Regions from separate parts of the Mus musculus genome. Here region 1 is linked to region 2. A link is a loop called in an ENCODE intact Hi-C map of the cell type or tissue named here. Cell type or tissue: left cerebral cortex. All regions are shown on one strand. Links, peaks and the distances in the headings refer to the core of each region. The heading gives the core; the rest is flanking DNA.

The links. Peaks named below come from ENCODE experiments on the same cell type or tissue, not always from the same donor. Only the 100,000 strongest peaks of a DNase experiment are listed, where the experiment ranks them.
Region 1: it touches region 2 in a loop (1.9-fold over the local background); 2 of 42 quality-filtered maps call a loop at or near these places.

What each region holds. Positions count from the first base shown.
Region 1 is chr3:32,048,137-32,058,087 of GRCm38, forward strand. All of the region lies in intron 2 of Kcnmb2 (potassium large conductance calcium-activated channel, subfamily M, beta member 2), which reads left to right. Among named protein-coding and RNA genes, the nearest start is that of Kcnmb2, 150 kb to the left of the region's middle. In left cerebral cortex, for the core only: no CTCF peak of the experiment used is centred there; DNase peaks (open chromatin) are centred at 4,671, 5,713 and 5,860.
Region 2 is chr3:31,897,697-31,907,647 of GRCm38, forward strand. It overlaps Kcnmb2 (potassium large conductance calcium-activated channel, subfamily M, beta member 2), which reads left to right and starts at 5,007. Exons shown (of 6, transcript NM_028231.2): 1 at 5,007-5,229. It overlaps Gm34031 (a long non-coding RNA gene), which reads right to left and starts at 4,478. Exons shown (of 3, transcript XR_389652.3): 1 at 4,360-4,478; 2 at 2,456-2,570; 3 at 1,131-1,589. In left cerebral cortex, for the core only: no CTCF peak of the experiment used is centred there; DNase peaks (open chromatin) are centred at 5,031, 5,430 and 5,990; H3K4me3 peaks cover 1,635 bases; H3K27ac peaks cover 913 bases.

The DNA.
Region 1 (9,951 bases), core at 2,885-6,884, 150 kb after region 2:
GAAAAATGGAGGGAGGGATACATGAAGGTAGAATCTCTAATGTTTATACCACAAATTAAGCTTCTAGCCCAAATTCCATTTTTTTGTGAAATCTTTAAATTTAGCAGTGCTTTTATATACATTAATTATTACAGATAAGACAAAAAATTATGAATGTAAGAAAAAATAATTAAGAGGAGTTAAGGTGTTAAGTGCAGTCCATGTTCCTGAAGCCAGCATGTGTTGGCTTTGATACCAGAGCTTGTTGCTCCAGGAATCGCAAATGTTTCTACAGAGTCCTTCACAGGTAAAAGAAAATCCAAAAGAATGTAAAATGTAGAGAATAGATGGGGACAAAACTATGAACTTGGGTATAGCAATCCATGCATTTAATCCCAGCACTCAGGAAGCTGAGGCAGGAGGATTGCCGTGAGTTCAAGATCTTTTCTCAACATCAGCACTTTGGGTGTAAAACAAAATATTTACAGAAATCTCTATGCCTCATACATTTTTAAATAAAAAAATTCTAAGATTCTAAAAAATAAGAAAATATTCTAAGCCTTATGAGTTCCAACGTAAATTCCTATTACTAGGGTCTATTCATGGCATTCTTTCATCCAAAGTAGCAATAAAAAATAAAATAGAAATACATGCTAAGACTATAGCTCAGTGGCAGAGTACACTACAGAAGTGTATGCTCACTCTTTAGTTGCCCCAGATTCAGGAAATGAGAAACCATTTTTACAATAAGATAAAATATACGACAATATGTAAAATGCAGTGAATTTCCACATGAGCTGTGCACATCCTTCTGTGTGCTGTCAATCACCTGCAGGGTACTGCTGACGCTTGGTACAATGTAATGCTGTGTAAGTCACTGTCATTCTGCATTGCTCTAGGGATAGTGGTAATAAAGGTCGATCTTTCTCTTTTCAAAAACTTTACTTATTTTCACTCCCTGACTCCAGTTGGTGCTATCATTATGCACTGGGGCATGGGAAACACACACACACACACACACACACACACACACACACACACACACATCTCAAAGAAAAGTGACTCTCCCTCCTCCTGCAGCTATCAGCTATCCATAGCTCTTAGCTAGCTAGGACTGAGGCCTGCAGAGCCTCTCTCCCCTCCCTGCTGGCATTGTAAAGGAACGTGATCTTGTGTGGGTCTTAGGCAGGTAAAGCTACTGTGTGCTCATGTTGGACCTAGAAGACAGCATGTCACAGCCCTGCTCCAGCATGTCACAACCCTGCTCCAGTATATCACAGCCCTGCTCCAGCATGTCACAGCCATGTTCCAGCTTGTCTCAGCCCTGCTCCTGCATGACACAGCTCTGCTCCTGTCCTCTGTATCTTTGCCTAGAGTCCTCTAGAACTATAAATGTTACCCAGCAGGGACAGTTTCTTGGTCATTTCAAGAATTTCTCCATTTTTTTTTACAACCAAATTGTGTGGTGTCGTAAAGAATAAGGTCTTAGCATTCAGTTATGGTAGGCAACCAAGAACAACGTCAATAGCCCATACTGTTTTGTATGCGTTGGGGACCTCCCTAACCAATAACTTGTGGAAGGGTATCCCATGCACGGCACTGTGATTTTCATTTTATCACTGTTGTGGATGGGCCTGGTGTTGTTTGTATGTTGATGCTAATTCTACTCTCCTGGGAGGGGCTGCAGACGAGGAGTGAGTCATACTCAGGTGACTTCTTGTGAACCAACCCCCTAAATGGTTAAATGATTAAAGGATTAAGGACTAAAGGAGCCAGTCACTGGGAGAGTAGGCGGGACTTCTGGGTTGTAGAGGGGAAGAGAGGAAGCAGGAAAGAGTCAGGTCCTTTTGTATGGGGATCACGTGAGGACAGGATGTAATTGCGAGTGTCTCCCAGTTTCAATGGCGGATCCATCAGGATTTCACCACTGGAGGATTTAGATTTAATAAGGATTAAATTAGGATTTTAGTTGTTGTGTCAGCAATTGTTTCTGAACTAAGTTTGTGCTGCATTTTCTTTCATGCATCGGCTCTTCTGGGTTCAAGAGAGAAAGGTAAGGTGGCAAAGTGCGGGTTTGCCTGATGTGCACCACAAAGGAAGCTCGGGCTGTCATGGTAGCCACCCAACAGTGGAAACCTAGTGAGCTGAGTGGAGACGTTTCAGGAGCTCCAGGCCAAAGAGTCTCTATGAGATAAGAACAGCCCAGCCAGACCGCCAAGGCAGAGAGTTGCTGGCTCAAGGGTGGGAACTTGTCATTCTTTTTTAATATTTCTCACACAAATCACCCATGTCTTCTTAGATTAGTTAGCATCGTTCACTAATGTGGTATATGTCTATCCAATTTCATTTTTTTCTATTAGCTCATGAACTAGTGTTGTTTCATGAGGCTTTTCCATACTCCCTTAGTTTTGGTTACTCCACCCTTTACTCTCTCCCTCTTCTACTGCCATCTCCATCTCTATCCCCAGTTAAACCATTACTTCCCAGCATACACCCTCTGTTCTTTCACATCACGTGCGTACCGTCTCCTCTAATCATATTCTTGGATTGAATACAGTATGTTCCTAAGCAGCCCTTCCATGCACACACTTCATTGTGGTTAAGGACTCCTTTAACTCTTCTTTTCCCTCTTCCCATCACACCACTACCTTCCTGACCATTTTGGTCACCAGCCAGTGTTCTCTTCTCTACTTTAATTTTAGTTGTGTTATACTATTCCTACTGTATCCCAACACACACACACACACACACCAATGATCTGTTTCTAGTCTCCCAGATTCCATGTGTACTCCACAGAAAAAACAAACAAACAAAAATATTGGAAGCTAGGGCCCTCATATGGACATATGGTGTTTATCTTTTGTAGCCTTGGTAATCTCACACAGTATAATTTTGTTCAGTTCCATCCATCCATTTGACTGCAAATTCTATCATTTTATATTCTTTATGCCTGGGTTAATACTTCATTATATATGAACTGCATTTTCATAATCCATTCTTTAGATAATGAACATCTGACTCAATTCCACTTCCTAGCTACTGTGGATGGACTGGCATTAAACACGGATGTGCACGTAGGATAGTTTCTTTCAGTGGCTACTATTGACCCACAGTTGGTCAGACCCATGGACACCATTCCTGATGATCCAAAGGGCTAGTTTATAAATTGACTTGCTAATAATGAGCATGTTAATAATCATGATATTTTAAGAACAATTTCCTCTTCCTTTATAATGATTTGGGCAGTGTTCAAAGGTGTGCTTTGACAGTAGTAACACTTACCTTGAATTTGCATAGCTGTGGAGCAAGGTCACCCAAATGACCCCATTTAATACCAAATCCTGTGAGAAATGCTCAGGTCTCTTTTCTTTTCTCTGAGAAGAAATTGTTAACTGCACAAGTCTATGTGTCTTGTTGACATTTTAGAGAAGTAATGGACATTGACTACAAATTGAGTCTTCCACTCCACTCATGTTATCCAAAATATTTATTCTACAGCATCTTCTTTAAAAGTGGAAATATTACAGTAGAAACTAGTGAGAGAGAGAGAGAGAGAGAGAGAGAGAGAGAGAGAGAGAGAGAGAGGAGGGACTCTATACGTAGCTGTACCTTAGCTCATAGCTAGCTAGACACACATGAAATGCATATTTAAAGGAAGTTGGGAGTGTTTGCTCAAATGCTTGTGTTCTTTTCTTTCTTATGTACTGTTGTACTTCTCAGTTTTATAAAGTAGAAAGTTTGACTGAACTGAGGCTCCAGAAATATCAGATAAAAATAAGGAAAGATGCTGCTAAGAGCACACCCAAGTGTTACTTCTAATGTGATACAACTGACATTTGGTGCAAATTTAGATCATGTACATTTAAAATTATATAACAGAAATTATTAAATAATGTAGTAAAACTGTATACAGTTAAAGATCTATGCTTTCTTTTTTTTAAAACAAATAAATGTATAAAACAGAATTTCAAAGTTATCAATGCGAGTGAATACAAATTGTAATGCTGTCCCTGAGCACGGTTAAGAACTATTTTATCTTTTATGTGATAATAATATGTTCGGTGCTGCATATATAGAGAATGGCTGACAATCTCTCGGTAGTTATTTTGTTGCGTTAGCACCATTATAGTTACATGTAGCCTTCTTACATTCTAAAGCAGTTTTTATCCTTACATCAACTCACAATATTAGCCTGAAAACAATACCCAAAATAATTTGGCACAAAGACTTGATGTGCTAAAACAATCTAAAGAAAGTCAAAACACTGCCATAAAACACTAAACAGAGACACTCTCAGCAAGAGCAAGCCATTCTAAACCTAAGAAACAAAAGCAGGAGAAAGAAGGAGAGAGAACATAGAGGGCAAGGCAAAGAATGGGTGGAAGAGAGAGATCCAGGGATGAGGAGTGGAGGAGGGGAGGGGAGGGGAGGGGAGGGAAGAAGAAGGGGGGGGAACTGCCAAGATAGATGGAGAAATCTGTTCTCTTTAAGGGTAGCCCTCTGGGGGAAATTAGCCTAACATTATTCTAATGATAAAAACATTTAGGGCCAGATCACTCACATAAACTAGGGGCCTCCTTTTGAAAGGTTTGCGTGTAGGTGCAGCTCATTGGAGGGTTCACCCAAGGAAGATCTTGCCTCATGGGGCTCCTGGTTGAAAGGAAGCTTAGACACCATCTGCTCAGACCAACTTGCAATCCAAACATAGAAGCCTCTCGGAAAATGTTCTGGTGCCTCCCTGTCTCCTGGCCAGTAAGCCTTTGACTTCACAGAATGTTTTCATGTTCATAATCTCACCTAATCTTCTAGATAATTCTGTGCAGATATAACGAGAAAAATAAAACCCTACATTAACTGTTCAGAAACACAGAACCAATTAAACTAGCTGACATAATTTAACACTGCGTTTTAGTTTTTATTTAGTATTGATTTTCCGTGAACTAATTTCACATCACCATCTAAAATATCAACTTCCCTTAATGTTCTATTTTAAACTTAAACTCTTAATAAATAGGTGAGTATGTCCAAAGTGTGGACGTCATACTAACACATCATGGGAGCCTACAATCTATCATGTTGCCTCTCCTTACAGAACACAGCATTCTAAATCCCCTGCCTGTGTTGTGGAGAAGAGACCCTAAAAGACGCAGTCAGCAAATGGCCCTTGAGATGCAACAGCTCAGCTCTTGCCACTCACTAACCACACCCTCACCATGAGGAGAGGGGTCAGGAGAGAGGAAAGTTCACTGTATAAACATGAGGACCTGAGTTCCATCCCCAGCAACCAAGTTGTGCCTGTTAGCATCAGTCCTGATGGCAGGGCCAGAGACAAGAGGATTGCTGGGGTTTCAAGACAGACAGCCCTGTCTGAAACTATGAGTTCCAGGTTCAGTCAGAGATTCTGTCTCAAGAACGTAGGGCAGAGAGCAATAAAGCAAGACAGCAACAGTCTCCTACACAGTCTACACATCAAACACACACACACACACACACGCACGCACGCACGCATGCACGCGCACCACAACAGAAAAAAAAAGTGGGAGAGAAGGAAAAGATGGAAGAAAAGGGAGAGGGAAAATTATTCTTGTATTGAAATACTCTAAAATCAGGTTCTTAAAGCACAGCATTTGCCTAGCTGAATGTGACACTGAGCCCTGGCTAACCTACATAGCAAGAGCTGAAGGCCCTCCCCGCAGGAATTCTCTGGGGCAACCAATCTAAGCTGACTTAGTGCTGTTTGCATTCTATGTGTGTTTTTCAAAGCAAAAAATAGATTTCATCTGATGGTTTTTCTTTGAAATTCCAATAGCATTCACTTCTATATAAATGTCAGTGCTAAAAATTGTTAGCCATGGCATATGAAGTCCCTCTGAGACTTCACTATCATGTCCCCATCTTCTAGAGAAGCAGATGGAGTTGGTGCGTGCATTTTACACCGAAGAGTGTCTAACGCCTGGTTCCAAGTGCACAAGTACGTTCTCCTTCCTTTAATCCTGCCTCAGCAGCTTCATCCTGGCTGTTTCCTTTATCAGCAACATACAGATTATAAGTAGCCATGTGCTAATTTTGTAAGATAACCATATATCTTCCTTCCAAGGACAAGATCAGACAGCTGGGACAAGAGGATAGGAACTGGTTCATCACACAGACCACTAGTTCCATTAAAGTTGTCACATGATGAGAGAAAATGTGAAAATGCAGCAGGATAAGAAGGAAGGGGGGAACGAGGAAGATGAAATGAGAAAGAAGCAGGGGAAGGGGGACTGAACAGCTGTAGTGATAACAGTTTTCCAGCTACCGGACACTTTAGACTCGCCATAGGCCTTGAATGCGTGGCTACACTTACGCTTCCGTGGGTGAGCACATATTGACTCTTCCGGAAGAAGCATTATTGCTGTAGAGCCAAGTCCTCTCAAAACTCTGAGTGACTCAACTCAGTGATCTCAAATATTGATCATGAGATCTTGACAAACGGGCATCTATCCACACAATTCTAAAAGCTTTGAGCTAAAAGAAAATCCACAGGGGGCATGTCTAAGGTGAATTACTTAGACAATAAAAGAAATACCTTTCTTTAGAGACCAGTGAACACAAGCTTGGGACACAGAAGGAAGTTTCTTGAGACTATAAAACTGTTATTCGAAATATGTGGCTTCAGCAGTGGATAAAGGGTTTGTGTTTGCATAATTGTATTTTGTCCTGTCCATCCTTCATAGATTACAGTCTGGTTTCAAGAATGGCATGCCCTATGTTTAATTTGCACTATAATTTAATTTATGCTCCCAAAATGAATGTTCCATGATAGTTCCCTGAGTCATGGTAGTTCCCAGAGAGACAGATCATCTTGTAAAAGACAAATTCTACTTTGTTATGTGATAATTGTAAAATATCCCAGACACCATTCTGTCTTAGTTGGGGTTTCTATTCCTGCACAAACATCATGACCTAGAAGCAAGCTGGGGAGGAAAGGGTTTATTCAGCTTACACTTCCATACTGCTGTTCATCACCAAGGAAGTCAGGACTGGAACTCAAGCAAGTCAGAAAGCAGGAGCTGATGCAGAGGCCGTGGAGGGATGTTCATTACTGGCTTGCTTCACTAGCTTGCTTTCTTATAGAACCCAAGACTACCAGCCCAGAGATGGTCCCACCCACAAGGGGCCCTTCCCCCTTGATCACTAATTGAGAAAATGCCTTACAGCTGGATCTCATGGAGGCATTTCTTCAACTGAAGCTCCTTTCTCTGTGATAACTCCAGCTGTGTCAAGTTGACACAAAACCAGCCAGTACACCATTCCTATATGTATTCTGTGTGCAGTGGCACATCACAGGTTCACACTCATCTAGGTCAGGGCTGTCCATATGATACTCACCATAAAGCTGTTCCTTAAGTGTTCAGTAGTCACAGATGTCTGGTCACACAGTAGCTGTCAGCCTTGCTGTGGGCAAACATCTTCTGATCTGTAAAGACCCCCCATGAAAAGGGGAGAAAAAGAGAGAAGGCCCTCTGTCCTCTCTTACTTATGATGGGAGAATTTAAGACTCAGGAGGCAAGAAAGAGGGCAGTACCCCAGTTCATTTCCTCTGGGTCACTCCAGCCCCTGCACCTTCATGGGGTTTCCACACTAGAAAGAAAGGAATGCATGTGGAGGGCCAGGATCCTTTCTAGCTACTACCCGTGGCTAACCCCTGTAAAATGAAGCTTTCGCGGATCTCCAGAGTCACCTCATTCCTATTTCCACCTCCCCAGAGATCTGTCAACACCACAACCATCAGCATGAGGCTTCCTTTCCCTTCAGACTCAAAACACACACTTTCTTTTGAGCTTCTCCCTATCTAAAGTTCTCTGAGTCAAAATCCCAGGCCCTTTCCATGAGTTCCCATAGAGCCTCTGCCTTTAACCTAAACACTCAACTCGGGCTTCTCCTGCAGCCCACATCCTGGGAACCTGCTTGCTAACTAGATTCCACATTGACTGTCTGGTGGTTTCAGCACACACTCTTGGGCAGATTCCTCGCAAATCTCTGGCCTGTCAGGTCAGCAATATGCATATATGTTTGGCTCCTTGGACATGTGCCTGGGCATCTGCTTCTTATATCAAACGACAAAGAGGAGGATGAACAAACCCTATAGGAGCCACGCTTCTACCTATAAGCCAAGTCCTGGGACTGGAACAGTCTCTATGGAGATTTGGGGAATCTGTCAGGATCAGGCCTGACTGGGTATCAAATAATCATAATAAGATCAGCTTTACCATGAACAGGACCAGACGCTAAAGCACTGTGCGTAGAGCCTTGCTTGCCTACTTTCTGATGACACGTAAGAGTGCGCCTTGCTCTTATGAAATAAATGATTACAGAAATGTTGAAGTTGGAGCTGAATCACATAGGAAGCAAGGTTTGAAAATGAGTTCTCACTACACACACATGCCAGAAGGGCTATGCAATAATATTTGTATTTTGGGAAAGACTAAAAAAAGAGTGCTTTTTATAGTTGTCTATTACAGTCTCGTCTTTTCTAACAAAACTTTTGTTAATTATTCATTCTTAAGCTTTGAACTGCTACTTATAATCAGTATAGCTGAAATAATTACATTTAGCACAAAACACCCAAATTGGGGTAAAAGCCATCTCCTTCAGGAAATAGAATGGGAGGAGAGACCATGCCTTAATACTGCTAAATGTATTTACTTAGAAAAGAGGAAACAGGGGGCGGGGAGAGAGTGGGAGCTTTGTGGCGTGGGGAGCAGATACTGATACAATTATAAACGTGGAAACATATTTCAAACTTCAACTTATCAACTCCCTGCTTCCATTTTTCTCATTGCTTTCAAATCAAAAACACCTACAAGTCTTCAAATAGGGAATGAGAACTTGAGGGGCTGGCTGGGAGTGTGCACGTATGTGCATATGAAGGCCAAGAGTCAACCTCAGGTGTCCTTCTTCAGCTGTCAGTCATCTTGCTTACTGAGACAAGGTTTCTCATAGGCCTGGTGATCCCCAGAGATCACCAGTCTTTGCCTCTGCCATGCTGGAATTTGAAACAGGTTACTACATCCAGTTTGCTTGTTTATTTGTTTTTTAATGCAGGTTATGAGCATTGAACTGGGGTTTTTATGGTTGCATGATAAGCAATTTACCGACTGAGTTGTTTCTGCAGCCTGGAAGGGGAACTCTTGTCCTTTGACCTTTCCATGTGGTGGAGGCCAGGCACAAGCTGCTGCTCCATCATACACCCTGCTTGCTCTTCATTTCCTCACAGCGTTCCCTGAGCTTGGAGTCAGGATGGAGGCTGGAAATATTGGTCCAGCTCTCAAATCTCCACCCAGTTCATGTTCTGCAAAACCCTTCCAGCCTTCACAATTCAGTGCTTTCATTTGTCTCAGAGTTGTCACAATCCCAAACGCACAATGTTTTGTGATTAAATGAGGTAATGTATGCAAAATGCCCAGTGCATTTTGTAGGGCCTCCTCACATAGCAGCTGTTGTTTCTTCCTGTGATTGGGGGCCATTAGCTCTGTTGGGGCAGTATTCGCCTCTGTCACAGGCCAGCCTTTTGGGGGGCATTGAGAAGATCTAGAGCATGCAGAAAGTGCACACTGTTCTAAAACCCAAGCAGGTGGCTCAGCAAGAAAAGTCTCGCTCCTCTTCCAGAGCTCACGATCTGACTTCCAATCAATGCGGGTATGTCTGAGCCTTTGAGAACACCAAGAAACGAGGATGATCTTCCTCGCTCATCTCAATAGGCCAGGCCCCAGCTTCTTCCCCAGCTACAGGAGCAGCTGTGGCCCTGACCTGGCCCAACTCTACCAGCAACGTTCTCTCCTCAGCCCTCCCAGTCCCCTCTGAGTTTACCCTACAGTCTATGTGTGCACCATTTCCATGTCCCTGTGAGGACCAAGGCTCTACTCCACCAGTGATGCCCTGACTTATGGGATGTGCTCACACAGAAGCCCCAGAGCTCCCAACAGAGGG
Region 2 (9,951 bases), core at 2,576-6,575:
TATTTATAAATTCTTTTCAAGAACTATCCTTTGGTGCTTACATACCTGGGTATCAAAGTAGAAGTATATCTGGTCACCGTGTTGGAAGCTAGTTTCATTTAATGCAAAGAACACCGGGCTATAAGTTGGAAGATGGACATACATGCTGCCTGGTCTTTAGGAAGCTACTTTAACCTCTCTTTTCAGTTTCTATCAATAGAGATAGAGCAATTAATATTTGCCCCTCTGGGCAGATGGCTCAGTCAGTAAAGCATTTGCCATACAAACCTAAGAACCTGGGTTCTATTCCCAGAACTCGTGTTAAAAAGCTAAACATTAAAAGAACAAACAAAACTGTCATGGAAGTGGTTGCTTATAATCCCAGCACTGGGGAGAACCCTTGGAGCTGTTTAACCAGTAGCCTAGTCTCCTTCATGAGTTCCAGGCCAGTGAGAGATGCTGTCTCCAGAGATAATGTACATGGTGCCTGGGGAACAACGTTCAAAGTTGTCTTCTGGCCTCTCTAAGCATCTCTACATATGAAACATGCATATGCCTGCACAAACACATGTGCACAGAGAGGGGGGAGGGGGAGAGAGAGAGAGCTATGTCTTGCCTCAAATCAATTTTGTTCTGAAGATTGAAAACTGTAGGAGAGAAGGCAGGATGGCGCACACCTAAAATCCTCATACTCAGGAGGCTACAGCAGGGGGTTTGTCCTGGGTTTGAGGCTAGACTGGGCCATATAAGGAGCTCGATCTTGAGAAAAAATAGATGAATTTAGTATACTCATGTAATCTCTTAAGGAATTATGGACTCATTGAATTCACACCATTCTCCTTCATTCCAAGGGTCACACATGTCAGTCTGCGCTGGAGAATTACTTTTGTATGCACTCGAAGTGGAAGGGCGCTCACTGCGGAATGAGTCAGCCTCTGAGTTCACAGGATAACAGGAAGGAAGCTGCTTCTAAACTCAGTTATTCCTAGAAAAATAGAGCAGAGCAAATGCTCAGGCTGCACTATTCAGAGTGTGAATTATACACTGCACATTATCATTATTGCTCGGATCTGTAGCCAATAGCTACACCTTCAAGTTATATTTCTATCAAATTTTCATTTTAACAGCGATGACTCACAATGAATGGATGATCTCATTCATTATACCATCTACTCACCGCCTGCACAGGGAGGCTGCAAACTCACAGCTCAGACCCCCCTCAACTCACCTTTCCCATTCAGTGTTTGTTAACACACATGCGTGCGCGCACACACACACACACACACACACACACACACACACACATTTCTTTGAGAACAAGTTTTCTCCTGTACACAGGGAGAGCAGATGCTAGGGAGATGCTACCAAGTTGCAGAGGCTTTGCACATTCTTCCACCCTGGAGTAAGCCTTGCCTGCCTTCTGCAGGTCCACACTTCCTCCTCTGGACTGAGAAGTTATGCTGGGCAAGACCAAACGCTTTCCTCACATCAGCTCCTTTCATGAATGGAAGAGCAGGCTTTCAACATCTGTGCCACAGCTTCCTCTCCATTGGGAGCAGTGGTCCTGACGGGTACCTTGTGATCTGACTCCTAAAGAAAGAGTCATGGAGCTGAGATCCAGAAAATAAAAAAGAAACAAAGGGAGACTGTTATGTAGGACTGAGGGGGAGTGATGCTCTCGGCCCCTTTTCCCTGCCTGCCTTCCACTCCTCCTAAATCTTTTTACCCTTGGTTCCTAAGGCTGCCCATTCTTCCTATTTACCCATCATCTCTCTTCTTGTTTAGTTACAACCATAGTTTATTGGAGGAGTTTTGTTTGTAATGAACTTTATTTTTTCCCAGACTCGCCCTGTGTCGCATCCTTGCCAACTTGCGAGGGCCACTCTGGTTTTTTCATTTCAACACCAGATGCTCAAACAGTACAAAGGTCTCAAACTCAGGCCTGCTTGTTTACTCCCAAGCCTGTGCCCTCTTCTACTACTGTGGAGGCTGGAGATCTTCCTCCCTCTCCATCTTCCTCTTAGATCTCTTTCCCTCCCCCCTCCCTCCCTCCACTCTTTCCCCTCTCTTTCTCCAAGCTCTCCCCTCCTCTATCCTCCTCCACTCTCTCCATTCCTCTCTGCTTCTCCCTCCCCTCCCCTTCCTTTTCCTCCCCTTTCCTTTCCTTCCTTCTTCTCTCAATCATGATCCTCCTTTCTCACCACAAACAAACAAACAAACAAACAAACAAAAACAAATAACAGAATCTGACCCTGACATCACAGGTAGAGAATTCTTCTCACCTCTCAGAAAGATCCAGACAACCCACATCTGTACTGAAGCATCTCTAACCCCCCTGCCCGCGCCAGCCTCCACCCGCGCCAGCCTCCACCCGCGCCAGCCTCCACCCGCGCCAGCCTCCAGGGAACCCATGGCTGGGCACAGCAGAGCAACAGCTGAGTTGTCAGAAGAACTGGGGGGATGCAGTGGGAATTACCTTTTGGTGAGGATGCTTTTGGGGCCTCCCCTCTTTCCTTTTTCTTTTCTGGTGTCTTCCTCTGTCCCCTTCCAAACCATGAACACGTTGCTTACAATGGTGTTTAGCTTCTCATCTAGAAAAATAGATGAACTACAGAATTTATGACGCTGCTTTTCCAATCATTCAAAAAGAAATCTTTATTCTTTTACTGAAATAATCCTTCTCCCATAAACAAATGTTGGGTGATATGCTTGTCCATTAAAAAAAAAAAAGAAGATTTCCATAAAACCCTAAAGAATTCCCTCCCAACAATTTCATTTTTGAACGTTTGTACTCACACCTTGGAGTGTGAACAAGAGCCCCTGGAAGGAAGCTGTGTCCACAAACACTGATGGACTAAGAATTTCAGTCACAGCGACAGGTTAGGATGTTACAGAGTCTGGCTTTACACTTTATCTTTATCTTGGCCTAGCTTTAGACCTCTAAGTAACTACTCCTTGCCCACCTCTTTGGGAACTAACATCCTGTGAGTAACAGATACAACCCCTTTGCAATTTAGCAACTTAACAGACTGCTGACTCCTACCAACCCAAAAGCTAAGAACAGAGCAATATAGAGTCTGAGGCCTCAGATGAGACTCCTGCATCTTGCTGAGACTGTCTCTTTGATGTACCCACCAGTGTTCTTAAAACCCCTTGACTTACAGCTGTCATTGTTTGAACTCTAAGAAACCGGCTTCCACTGCTTCCATGTGGACAAGGGGAAACCATGGGAATGTAGTTCTATGTTTCCTGGGCTTTGGCCATCAAATTTGATTCCCGAATATTCTCTTATTCCCTTGGAGATGAGAGCCTTGTTTTGTGTCAACAGTTGTGTGAATTGCTCCAATTACCATGAAATTAAGATACTGATGACAGTAATCAGCACTTCTTCTGCTCTCTTTACAATTATGAATATTTAACTATTTCTGAAATGGTTTCTCTTAGATGACCAAGTGATGAGCAAAACTTCTTTTAAAAAAAAAAAAGAAAAAAAAGTTTCTTTTCTATTTGAGGAGCTAAAAACAAGAAGAAACTCTTCTTTCTGTTGTATCAATCCAGTGGGTCCAGGGTTATCTTTCAAAATTCAAACTTCATATTCAGGCCCAGGGTTAGCTCTAAGGAAATGATGTAAGGACACTCACTCAGAATGAAGTATGATTATGGTTTGTGATACAAAGAGAGTCTTTTTTTCCTACTGAATCACATTTTATTCCCAAGAAAAAACTGTAACCAATCAAATAACAGCTAAAATTCAAATATAATCAGGGTATATTCAAACCAGCAGCCAGGAACATGAGAAAGAAAGAAAGGAATGAAAGCAAAATCTTTGGACCGATATGAGAGCAATTCTGATATTCAGTTATTATGTGGAAGAGGATGTGGGTCTGCTCAATGTCGTACTCCCAAACAGCAAAAATGCCCACAATTAAACAGTGGCAACTTAGAATCATGCCCCTGAGATGGTCTTCCAGAGGGTCACTGGCAGTGGCTGTAAGATGTTCATTACCACTATTCAATTTCTGTTCCATAGTCCAACATAGAACACTCCTGTCCATATTGCATCTGCTGGTCTCTAAGCCCCTCCCTTAGTGCCGACCACTCAGTTTCCATAGTAACTACTATATAACTATGGTTCTGAGGTAGCAAGAGAAGAGAAAGGAAAACCGAGTTAAAAAAAAAAGACTAAACCTGGGTAGTTGGAGCATTAAAACATTCTCTGGCAAGAACTTTGTTTTTGCATTCCTGTCCGGAAAAACACTTTTCAGAGTGATGTGTGTTTGCACACACAGAACAGCCTCCTCTCTGGCCAGTGTTTCTATGTCACTACTGTGTAAAGGACCACACCAAGGCAGGGCACCCATCCCAAGCTCCTCTACCCACCTTCCATTCTTTCCATGGAGAGAGCAGTGATGCAGGAAAAATGGTGACCTTTGCATGGAGCAAAGAACTGTGCAGCCGACATGCCCTAATGAGTTCATCTGTTTTCTGATGCATGCTGTCCGTCTGATACAACATTTGAGACTTCAGGTGAGTACATGCCATAAGGCATCCTCAGTTACCCATCACAACTTTCCCTGTGTGAAAGGATCCTCTCGCCTAGCTCTGGAAATAATGTCTTTTTCTAACTTGGGAAAGCAAGAGTCCCTTGCTGGGACTAACAGGATCACTTGGGGATTCCAAGGGTGTTTACTCCCAAGTTCACCCTCCTAGAGAGAGCTTATTTACAGGAGGAGTTCTTTCTTCCGAAGTTAGAGGATTTGGAAATCTAATCTAGTAGGTAGGGTGGCCGCAGAGCTAGGAGGGAAGTCAGATCAGGCTCCGCTCCCTTTTCAGTATGAAAATTCGAAAGCAGTGGGGAAGAAATGCTGGACCTATCACAGCGATGCTAACAGACAGCCTATTACAGTATTTAATAAAAACAGAAGCAGCGTGCCTGTCATAGGCTAATAAATCCTACCTCCTGCACGCTTTTAAAAACAGTCTGGACCGGCTTCCACAGAGCTTCGGAGAACTAATCTTAAGCATGGCTGTCTAGCGTGCCTGTCACTCCTATTGTCCTTCCAAACTCTTGCAGACATTTTGAGCGAGGAGTAAAGCTATGAGTTAGCGAGGGTGTGACATCAATGGTCCACAAAGACAGCCAGCAGGAAAGGTAAAGATGAGGACCGGTGGCTGTGTGGAGGACTACACGGGATCACTGTCATTAAAAATTAAGCGTGGCTTTTGAGGAAGATGTGACAACTCCTGAAGGTAGGATTTGCATGTAAAACAAAGGAATCTGTTGCTGTTTGGAGCTTTTTGTTGTCGCTGGGCTCAGCGCTGGGGTGCCTGTGGTCGGTCAGGGATTGCAGCCAGGTGCTACAGAGAGGCTTGGTTGACTTGGGGCTCCACGCTGACCAAAACACAAGACACACTGGGCAGTGTGAGGTTTTATGTCTGGAAAGCCTCATGGACAGGTTGGCTCCGGGCTCGATCGCAGCCTGCTGAGTGTGCACTCCACGTTGCTTTCGGTGGAGTAGAAGGCTTAGAGGTCATGGAGAAAACAGTTCTTTTCTTACCAGTGGTGCCTGATAGGCTGGGGAGGGGGCACTGAGAGAAGACTTTGGCAGGTGGGAGGCAGAGAGAGCCAAGAAAAATAGAGGAGGAAGCCGTGCTGAACTTGAAACCTGTTAGGTAAATATATATTCCTGGAGTCAGTGTGTTTTGGTGGTCAGAGGGTATTTCAGAAGATAGTGATGGATTTCCCCCTATAATCTACTATAAGAGAAATCTGGTTACCTCTGTCCATCTTGCATATTGAAAGGCTGGTCCACACCATTCTGTTCCTATTAATGGCTTTGCTAAAAACAGACCGGGAGTTTGAGAGTAAAGAAGGGGCTTTCTCTCTGTTCGTGTTCTTGCCTTTGAGCAACTGCTGGGCTGCAGATGGAAACGGGAATTCTTTAGAGGTTAAGGACTTGACCTTTTATTTTGTTAATGAATAGCTCGAAAGCTTAATCTTCCTTGAAGATAAGAGGAGCGGTTGGGTTCCACAGTCCGGGAGGAGGGGGCAATGATTAGCACTGGCAAGGAACTGCATACATCTCCTTGCACTTCAGATGGGCTCTGTACAGCTCTACTAGAGAGGGAAGGTAGGAACCACCCGCGGAGATTTCAGAGGCAAAAGTACAATGATCCAAAACCAATGTTTCTGCAATTTGATCCCCGGTGCCAGTACTGTCATTGCTTGTGACCCTCAGTGTGAAGTGGCAGGGACAAAGTGAATGTGTCCCTCCGTGGCGGGTGCGTTCTCTCCCCTGTGGACCTCACAGACTCAAAGCTGTAAGGATAACGCTTTCTATTTTGAAAACCAAACAAACAAACAAAAACAAACAAACAAGCAAACAAACAGAAAAACCTCTGCATTTCGATGCATGCATTTAGCTATAATGAACACCAAAAGCGCTTCAATGATCATATTTATAAAGAATGTAACATTCTCCACTGGTCTACACCATCCACATAACACGGTATAAATAAGTGTTGAGGACAATGTTAGTTTTCAGTTAAATGCTGGAATTAGGGTTAAGTGAGATTCTGGTCTTTTTGAGCTCCTGTGTACACACTGCCATTTACACACAAACTCGAGGTCATTTTCCTTTGGTTGAGAGACCTCTAGGCTTGAAGTTGGCTGGGTGTTCCTCATAGCAGAATGACAGCCTTTAGTGAGACTGGGACCCAGTCTTAGTTGGTCTTTGGGTGACATGGAGCACATGGGTATGAGTAACTGTATATTCTGGTAAGATTGATGGTTACGACATAGTCTGTGCTTCCTCGTGGCCCGTGGAGAGCATGACCTTGACCTTGTAATCCCCATCCCTAGCCAGTTGAAGTCACCAGTGAAGACTCCATAATAAAAAAAGACAGAGCTTGGACTTCCTAAACACAAGATCTGTCGGCTGAAGTTAGCGAGTGAGTGTTATTGTTTTCCTTGATTTCAAAAAGACTTTTCCTGGCTCTAGTCTGAGCAATTTCACCTGAATCTGACTGCATCAAGTATTTCTTCAAGGGGGAACTGATGGCAGGAAAACAACAGCTGAAGGGTGATTTTCTCGTAGTTAGGCTCTGACACTTCACCGATAAACTAAAACTGATTTCCACACTGTTCACAGATTTATAGGGAAAAATTCTTCTATTAAATCTGGCTGGTGTATGTCAGTCTGGATTGCAATGCCCCCTTCCCCACCCCCACCCCCACCCCCAAAAAAAGAAAAACCGGATGAAACAGGATTACTTGGGTGTCTTTAGTCAGCTCTGAGGAAAGTTGGGCTGAGAAATTTGGACAAACAATCCACTTTGTGTGGCAAATGAACACCATTGCCCATTTCGGTTGCTAGGACCAGCCAGAGCCTTCCCTCCCCACATCATCTTTCTCCTTCAGTTTCTGCTCCATCTAGTAATGAAAACAAAGCCTGCTCCAGCCTCACAGGAAATGTGCCTGAATCCTCCCTGATATAAAAAGTAAACAGGATGTCTGTCAGTCTTCTTATGTCCTCCTCCTGGTACCAAGGCTCCCGGACTCACAGAGGTACTTGCTTTCTGTCCCTCTCTTCTACACGTGCCACTGTCACTCTGCATGTATCTACTAGATGTGACATTTCTCACCCTGACACAACCTTCTCTTCCTTCATCTCTCTCCTCTTGGAAAGAAATCTCCCCCCCCCCAACTCTCCAAGTCCCCCTATAGAAACAAGTAGAAAGTCGGCCACAATAATATATGTGCAATATCGAGTTGATTACAGGACCGTGTGTGATTGTGCAATATAGCTCAACTTGCAATTATAGATATACAATATAACTCTGGGTTTTTTGTTTGTTTGTTTGCTTGCTTGCTTGCTTTTTAAGAACACATGTGCGTATTAAAACAAACAAACAAACAAACAAACAAACAGGAAAATGTGCACCAAACTCTCAGCAGCCATTTCCTGTCACGGCTGTAAGCTGTACACTTGCTAAGATGTTTGAGAGAAGTGTTATCGTAATAGTCCTGAGACACGTGTCATAAAGTCCACCCCATCTCCTTTTCTATCCTCACTGCCAGCCCCCCTCTTAGCTCACCTCACAGTGCAGAGGATGTCTTCATCTAAAATTCCAGTCATTTGTTCCCACAAGCAAGACTTGGAGCAGGTTAAGCTTCTCCCCCAAGGCTCCTTGGGTTCTTCTTACTTTACCTTAAGGAGCTCAGCATTATCCTCTCTCAAATGCTGCCTCAGTGAAGTGTGTGTGTGTGTGCGTATGTGTAAATTTTCTATTTCTTTTTGTTTTTCAAGGTTTGTTTCTTTTTTTACTAATTTAATCATGCGTCTATGTCGGTGTGTGGGTCTGAGGCATGAGTACAGGTGCCACAGAGACCAGAGGCATGAGACATCCCTGTACCTGGAGAGACAGGCAGTCATGACTTGCTTGAAGTGAGTTCTGGGAACACAGTCAGGGCAGGTCCTCTATAAGAGCATCAAGCACTGAAACCCTGACCTATCACCCTAGCCCTTTTCCTTGCTTCTGTAAATGGAGACCGTATTCAAATTCCTTTTCCTAGTCTCTGCTAATCTTAAAATGTTGCAGTGTTGGCATGGATCAGCTTCAAATCTCTTCTTTATCTATGTTTAAGCTCCAAATATGTGAGATCCTACCTCGAGCTCTTCAAGACTATCCATATACATACAGATCCCAGATTCTCATCCCTAGACTCCCTCCTGACGTAGCTAAATTCCTACAGAGCAGTTGGCTAAACATCTGGCAACTATCTCATTCCTACTATGTTCAAAATCAATTTCTGGATTTTCACTTGCTATCCTTTCCAGTGTCACTGGTAGACTGACTTTGTTATCCCCTTTCTCAGAGGAAAATACTGGAGGATTTCTTTGAAGCCACCTATTCTTTCGCAGGCCATAGTGATGTCTGTCCTCACTGACTGTACCTTCAGTATAGATCAATACTGTTACTGTTCCTTCTGGGGCCTTTCACCAATCCCCCAAATAAATGGATTTTTTTTTCACAATTGATCACTTCTTCTGCTTCCTTCTGTTCCCATTCAACTCTGTACCCCAAATCCAGCATTGTATCAGAATTGAAACTGAATTAGGATTTCAGTTCAAAAGCCCTCCACTGTCTACCCATCTGCCTTCAGGTTACAGATAAAATCTTGCAGTGGTCACAAGTTGGGCACTTCTTTCACCATTCCCAATTGGATGAGTCAGCAAACCCACCCCACACTCAGATCTCATAGCCTTTGCCTCCAACATACACTTTTCCTAGAAAAGCCTGTCTTGGTTCTGATTCTCACTGTTTCAGATCTCGGTTAAAAGTGCTCCTATGGACTAGGCAGTGGCCAAATAATTGAACAAGCCCCACCCACCATGTAGGAATTGAACATTTTTCCTCATCAAAATCCCATTGTAATATGAGATCCCAAGCATACATGATTTGCAACCTTGGGGCCTAAACTCTGTGCCTTGACATCCTGTTGCTTTGTACAAAGAGATGCCAAATACCCTGAAAAAGTCAAGGAGATTTGCTAAGAGGATTTTCTTCCTTCTCCCTGCACAGGAGGGAAAGACACATCCCTGATTCCAATCTGTGTCAAAGGAAATACAAATTCAATTTGATCTTATCCAAAAGATGACTTATAGTTCAAAAAGAACACTTTACACATCTCTTACAAATGACTATGGGTGTAGAAATGCCCCACCTTTCCACTTCCTGCCCGTGTTGATCCGGAAGGAATAACAAAGTCAGGATAGAATATTCTACATGAGTCTGTATGTCTTTCCTCTGACAATAGGAACCAATCAACGGTATTCACCAGTGTTATTAATTCACAACCCACTCCAAATCCACAGGGTCTGTTTAACAATAGTGTTCTCCTATGTACAAAGTATGTGTTTTCAAATGACTATGTTGTAATACATGGCTTTATTGCCCAAAACTGTTAAA